2 separate regions of the Homo sapiens genome follow, and region 2 is linked to region 1. A link is a contact called in ENCODE Hi-C or POLR2A ChIA-PET data. All regions are on one chromosome and are shown on one strand. The core of a region is the stretch at or near the end of the contact, and the rest is flanking DNA. Distances in the headings are between cores, read along the strand shown. Region 1 holds the start of IL17REL (interleukin 17 receptor E like). Region 2 holds the start of TRABD (TraB domain containing).

Region 1 (3,008 bases), core at 464-2,963:
ACCAGCACCAGCCACACCCCGTGGGCCGTCCCTACACGAGATCACCGACTACTGGCCACCTGCAGCCCCTGCCTGCGTCACGGCACGCTGGGATGGCGCCTTCAGGCAACGGGTGTGTCGTGGTGGGGGCCTGTCCCAGAGAGGCCTGGAGAGAGGTTTGGGTGTGAGTGGGCCCATGGGGGAGGGACATTTGTCCTTTCCCAATGATCCTGCTGGCCGTGCCCATGGACATCGTCTGGGACACCCCTGCCACAGTACAGCAGCCCCCATCGTCCCCTGGTATAAGGAGGGCTGGAGGCCAGGCTGAGGGGCGAGGCCCAGCTGGAGTATCTGTCTTACAGCTCAGCCAGCCTGGGATAGGGGATGACAGTGGCCCGTCCTGAGCCACCCCCAAATGTGCCTGCCTGCTGCTGACCATGCCGTGGCATGGAGGCTGGCACTAGCCACTCTCTCCAGGGCATTGTGGCCACAGGCACGCTGCTGCAGGGGGCGGGCTCAGCCCCATCTACTCTGCCCAGCAGTGAGTGCATAAGTTCCAGCCCATGGAGGGCTCTAGGCCAGGCGGGGGCAGGGTCGAGGTGCTGGCCCAGGAGGCAGGGAGGTGGGCAGTGCGGGGTGGTGGGAGGGAGGGAGGACTTCACGGTCACAGCAGCCCCTGCCGCCTTCCCTCCCCTGGGACCGAACCCCAGAGCTTGTTTCTCAAGCTCCCTCCTGACTACCCGAGCCCACAGTGTGAGGCCCACAGCCTCTCCCAGCCTGGGGGTGGTGCCGCCCTCCACACTTGGGGTGTCCTGTGGGTATTCCAGGCAGAACACCCCAGCTAGACACTCCCAGGCTCCCCAGCTATTAACTCCCGCCATCCCCCCCCCACACACACACAGACACACACACACACACACACACACACACACACACACACACACACACACACGTGGGGCAGTGCCCTCCCAGAACCTGAGGCAGGTGCAGAAGCCTCTGTGCCTGTCCAGGAAGGGAGGAGCCAGGAGGACCCAAGAACTGCACCCTGGTTCTCTCCAACCCCCTGCCCTGGCTGGAGGCAAATGGGAAGCAGTAAGCTTCTGCCCAGAAACTTTCCTATGCATTTGATGCTCCAAATAAGAAGATGACACAGAACGGCTCCCTGAGCAGAGGCTGGGCCCCAGAGTTCCCAGCCTCGGGGGGTGCCCTCCGGAGTGGGGGGGGGCTCATAGGGAGGACCACACAGGGGAGGTGGCCTTTTGCATCTTGAGGGGAGGTGGAGGCCAGGGACTTGGGTGGAATCTCAGGTCTTAGGAGAGGGCTCCCCTTAGGGGCTGGGGCTGAAGCCAGGGGCTCTGGGGTATGAGTGCCCAGGACAGATTCCACCCCTCTGCCAGCCCAGCCAGCTTTCCAGGGCCCTTGTCTACCCTCCTGGCCTCATGCATGCCTGAGGGAGGTGCACGCCGGCGGCAGCCTATCCCGCCGGCCTGGAGCCATCTCTGCACCAGTGGCCGCCCTGTGGGGAACCCCATTAGGGTGTCCTCGGACCCCAAAGGCCCCAAGGTTTCTGGATGCTTCCTTTGGAAACCTAGAAACTCCACAAGTGTCTGGCCACAGTCTTCTGGCCCCAGGCGGTGGAAAGTCTCCCGGGCTGCTGTCTGTGAAGCGAGCCCTGTTTTGCCGGGAGGGGGAGTGTCTCGCTCGCTCCAGCTGTGAAGAGCAGCCTCCACCCTCTGTTTGTCTTTGGGGCTGGAGCTGCAGGGTCAGCCTGGAGCCGCTGCCACAGGGCATCCTGCAAACTTGCCCCACTCACATCCACGCTTACCAGTGGGAGCTCTCACTGCACAGCCAGATGCTGGCTGGGCAAGCACTCGCGTTCTTGGGCCTGACCTGGGGCACTTTCCAGAGCCTGGCCATCCCCCGGATTACAGAATGTGGCCTCTCCTGTTCTCAGGTAAGCTCCTGCCTCCTCCTAGGCCCCTACACTGTGGCAGATAAGGCCCTGGTTTCTCCTCAGGTGGGTCTGGCCTGACGCTCTCAGCACATCAGCAGGTGAGGGGTTGCAGGGCCCTGGGGGGTCCGAGGGCAGCGCTGGTGAAAGAAGGATGGGAGACCTGGCCTGACCCTGCCGAGCTGCTCCGGGAAGTGTTTGCTGGAAGCTCAAGGCAGGGTGAGCCCACCTCGGACCCACCTGTGACCTCCAAGGAGGCTGTGTTAGAATCTAGGGCAGCCCGCAAGCCCATCCGGGGCTCCCACCCCACCCCGCTCGGCTGCTCTGAGCCATCGGGAGCCCGCAACACCTGGGCTTGTGTAGACACCTGCCAAGGAAACACTCGGAGAACGTGCTGAGAATGAGATGTTGGCAGTGGAGGTGGCTGGGTTGGGGTGGAGGGCTCTCACTGCACAGCCCACTCACTCAGCCTTACAGGAGAGGGCGCTTCATCAGCACCTGCAGCAGGAAGTGTACCCAGCATCCCAGGAAGGGGCCCCGGTGCCCAAGGCTGGCCGGGCACAGTGGGGACACAGGCATGGAAAGGGCACAGAAGGTGTCCCGGAAAGGGAGGACTCACTGAGGACCTGCTGGGTGCACCGTTCCTGGCATGGGGACAGCAGTTAGCAAGATGTGCCTTTAGGGTGGTGGCCTGGTCACCTCAGGGGACACTTGCGGGGACATCCAGCAGCTCCACAGGGCCTGAGACGGGTCCAGCAGAGGGCTCAGCTCAGGGAGGGGAGCAGCAAGGGCTGGAGTGCTGGGTGCCATGGGCAGGCTCAGATCCACAGGGCATTCGTGGAACAAGGAAGAAAGCAGGCTGGGATGCGTGGGAACCGGTGGCAGCAGGGGAGATGGGCGGGTTCAGGTGGGAGGGGTGTCCACCGGATGCCACCCTGCAGTGGAGATGGAAAACAGGGAGGGGGCAGGCCTGGGGATCCTGGCTAGGAGGGGGAAGGAGAAGCGAGAGATGAGACCTCAGAATCGACTTTTGCCTCTGGGAGGAAATGGTCCCTGAGTTGGGAGACATGGGGGGAGG
Region 2 (3,079 bases), core at 166-2,665, 170 kb before region 1:
GCAGGTGTGGCAGAGCTGGGAGACGGGAAACACACCTGAGCCAGAGCCCGAGGCCTCCTTGCCAGCACACCTGGCAGCCCCCAACCTCCCAGGACCTGGTCACAGTCAATGCAGAGCCCCCACACTGACCACCATGCAGGGGGCCCCACAGGCTCCTGCCACCCACCCACCCTGCCAGGCCCCCTCCTCGGACCCCACAGCATCAGGGCCTCCGGCGAGGCTGGCCAGCATCCCCACCAGTCACACTGCAAGGGCGGCGGCAGCAAGCGGGGAGCAGAGACACACAGCGCAGTGAGCCTGGCGGCCTGCACGGCCTCTTCAGGGACCTGAAAGCTAGGAGGCTTCCATCTGGAGGCTACCGAGGCTGCGGGAGTCCCCGCAGGGAGCTTAGCACCTCCACAAGTTCCTGGTTGTTTCTGGGACGCTAGTGCCCAGACAGCTCCCACTCCATCTTTCTTGTAAGAGTTTTGACAAAGACACACGGCAGCTTCATGATAGCTCAGTTAAAAAGACCTTTTAAGTTTGGGCTGCGCACAGCGGGGGACGATCTGGCGTCCACTTCGCCCATATGGGAACCCCGCTCTGCTCCAATTGAAGGGCAAAGGCACCTACAGAAGAGCGAAGCCCCAGGTTTCAGCGGGGCCGGAGGGGACAACGGGGGTCCGGGGCCTCCCGCTCGGCCTCCCCCAGCACCCCCAGAGACCCGCAGGCCTGGGCCGCCTTCCTCCACTCTCACCTCGGCCGGCTCCACCGCAGGCGGCAGGCGGGGGTGGCTGGGGCCCTCCCGACCCGCGAGGACCCTGGGACTCGAGGTCCGACCCGCGCCTTCCCGCGAGGCCGCCGCTGACCCTCCCCGCCCCAGCCCTGGGGGGCTCCGCTCCTCGGCAGCGCCGCTCCCGGCAGCGGTGGCAGGGGACGCGCGGGGCCTGCTCCCGCCCCAAACCTGACCCGGGCCTGACCCCCACGACCTGCTCCCCCGGCTCCAAAACCTGACCCGGGCCTGGCCCCCCCAACGACCTGCCACCCCGGCCCCCAAACCTGACCCGGGCCCGGCCCCCAACGACCCTGGTCTACCAGCCCCAAACCCTGAATCTGACCCTGGCCTGACCCCCACGACCTGCTCCCCCGGCCCCAAAACCTGAACCTGATCCGGGCCTGACCCCCACGACCTGCTACCCCGGCCCCAAAACCTGACCCGGGCCTGACCCCCCCCGCCCCCGGCCCCCACCCCCCGACTCGGGCTCGCTCCCCCCGCCCCCCACAGTCACCCCGCGGCCCTGACCCGGGCCCGCCCCCCGCTCGGTGCTGGGCCCCGTCCTCACGCACGCGCCGTCCGCGCCGCGCGGCGTACCGAGGCGAGGCAGCGGCGCTCCTCAGCCGGCCTCCATGCGGCGCGGGCCCTCAACGGACGGGGCGGGCTGGGGCCGCGGGGCGGGGCGGGGCGGACGGGCCGAGGGCGCCGGCGGCCGCGTGGCATGCCGGGAAGTGTAGTCCCACGCGCCTCCTGCTTGGCCCCGGCCCGCAACTTCGGACTACACTTCCCAGGGGGTAGCGCGCGGGGCCCCCGCCCCCCCCCCCCCCCCCGGCGCTCCCGGGTCCTAAGGAACATCGGCGCGCACTCAGGAGGGAGGGTTCGAGTCCCGCCGCGGTCACGGCCTTGCGAGGCGCGCCCACGTTCTCTGGTCGCAGCTCCCAAGCTGTGAAATGGGGACAATGCTCGCACGGCGTCCACAGGATGGTTTTCAGTCGAATGATATTGAAATGTAACTGTTCTGTGAGCCGTCAGTCCCGCACGAAAGGGACAGCCGATAGTGGGACGCGAGGAGCCGAGAACACGGGATCAGGGAACGCGCTGCCATGGCCTCGGCCTGGCCCCCTTCCCTCTGGGGATCGGCCTAGTCCGTCCTCCGGGGGTCGGCCCAGAGCGGTCCCCGACCCGGGACTCATGCCTCAGCGGGACCTCGGCCTTGCCGCAGGTTGGGGCACCCCGGGAAGGTCGGGCCCCAGGGGCCCCGCGGCCAGCCTAGCGGACGGAGAACCGGGACCAGGTGGGAGTCTTAGGGCGGGCCGACCCCCGGCCTCACGGACCCGGACGCTCAGTCACTTCCGATCGTCCGGAGGCCTCCAGGGGGACCCGGCTGGCCGCAGCCACGCCGACGCTAGACTCTCGCTGTGCGTGTTCGGCCCCGAGGGCAGGGGGAGACGGCCAGGCCCCACCCGCCGCGCCCGTCCTGCCCGGGCGCCCGGCCCCCTCGCTGTACCCAGCCTCTACCGGGGCGGCCGGGACCCGGCGGCCAAGTTGCTGCGCGCTGCGGGCACCGGCGCGGACGGGGGCCCGGGCGCTTCGCCGCCGCATGCAGACGACTCGCTGCCCGCAAGCTGCTGCGCCGTCCGCCTGCCCCGCTCTCCTGCAATGGTCCGGCCGCGCATCCCGGGCCCACGACTTCCTTCCTCCTCCACGACCCCGGGTTCTTGGCTGACCTGGCGCTGGCGCTGGGCTTAGTGCAGGCGTGGGCCTGGCAATGGTTTGCCTGCGGGCTGCATGCGCGGACCCCACAGCCAGCTCCCCGAAGCTCTGCGCCCACCTCTACGGCCCTGCCCCAGCCAAAGGATCAGGTTCTTGGAGCGGGGCCTGCCCTGGGGCCAGGACTCCAGTCACCGGGGGAGGGCTGCTGTGTCTTCCTGCCAGGCACTGATGAGTTAGTTGGGGAAAGGGGCCAGGTGGGGCCAGCTGGGGAACCATTTAGAAGAGGGAGGAGGGCGCACCTCTCTACTCGAGTGCCCTAGGACTAGCTCCTCTCTGGAGCCACGGGGAGGACCTCAGTGAGGGCTGCCCCACGCAGGAACCTTCAGCGAGCCTGGAAGGCTGACCCAGCAGGCCTGGGGTTGGGGGAGTCCAACGCAGCGCCCAGGCTTGGTCTGGGTCTGCCTGAGGCCGTCCACCAGGACTCCGTGCTGGGGAGCCTGCTTCCTTCCAGGCTCCAGGAAGGGAGGCCCCGGCCCCAGCCCCAGGTTCTGAGGAGCTGCCCCGGCTCGGGTGGCCTGCAGGGGTCCCCTCAGGTCCCTGGTCCTGAGTCTG

The links. Hi-C counts contacts between places; a loop is a spot of excess contacts on that map. ChIA-PET counts read pairs that join two places held with the same protein, here RNA polymerase II (POLR2A). Pooled maps may share reads with other maps.
Region 2: a loop to region 1 is called in a pooled map, with 2.3 times the contacts of the local background. The contact joins the promoter of TRABD here to the promoter of IL17REL in region 1. A Hi-C loop is called at or near these places in 7 of 50 pooled maps. POLR2A ChIA-PET finds 5 or more read pairs at or near these places in 5 of 52 experiments (AG04450, BJ, PC-9 and 2 more).

What each region holds. Positions count from the first base shown.
Region 1 is chr22:50,011,470-50,014,477 of GRCh38, reverse strand. It overlaps IL17REL (interleukin 17 receptor E like), which reads left to right and starts at 1,713. Exons shown (of 15, transcript NM_001371417.1): 1 at 1,713-1,933. The coding sequence starts at 1,832. RefSeq lists an enhancer at 1,228-1,828.
Region 2 is chr22:50,184,249-50,187,327 of GRCh38, reverse strand. It overlaps TRABD (TraB domain containing), which reads right to left and starts at 1,415. Exons shown (of 10, transcript NM_001320485.2): 1 at 1,352-1,415. RefSeq lists silencers at 667-976, 1,243-1,612, 1,883-1,982, 2,173-2,242.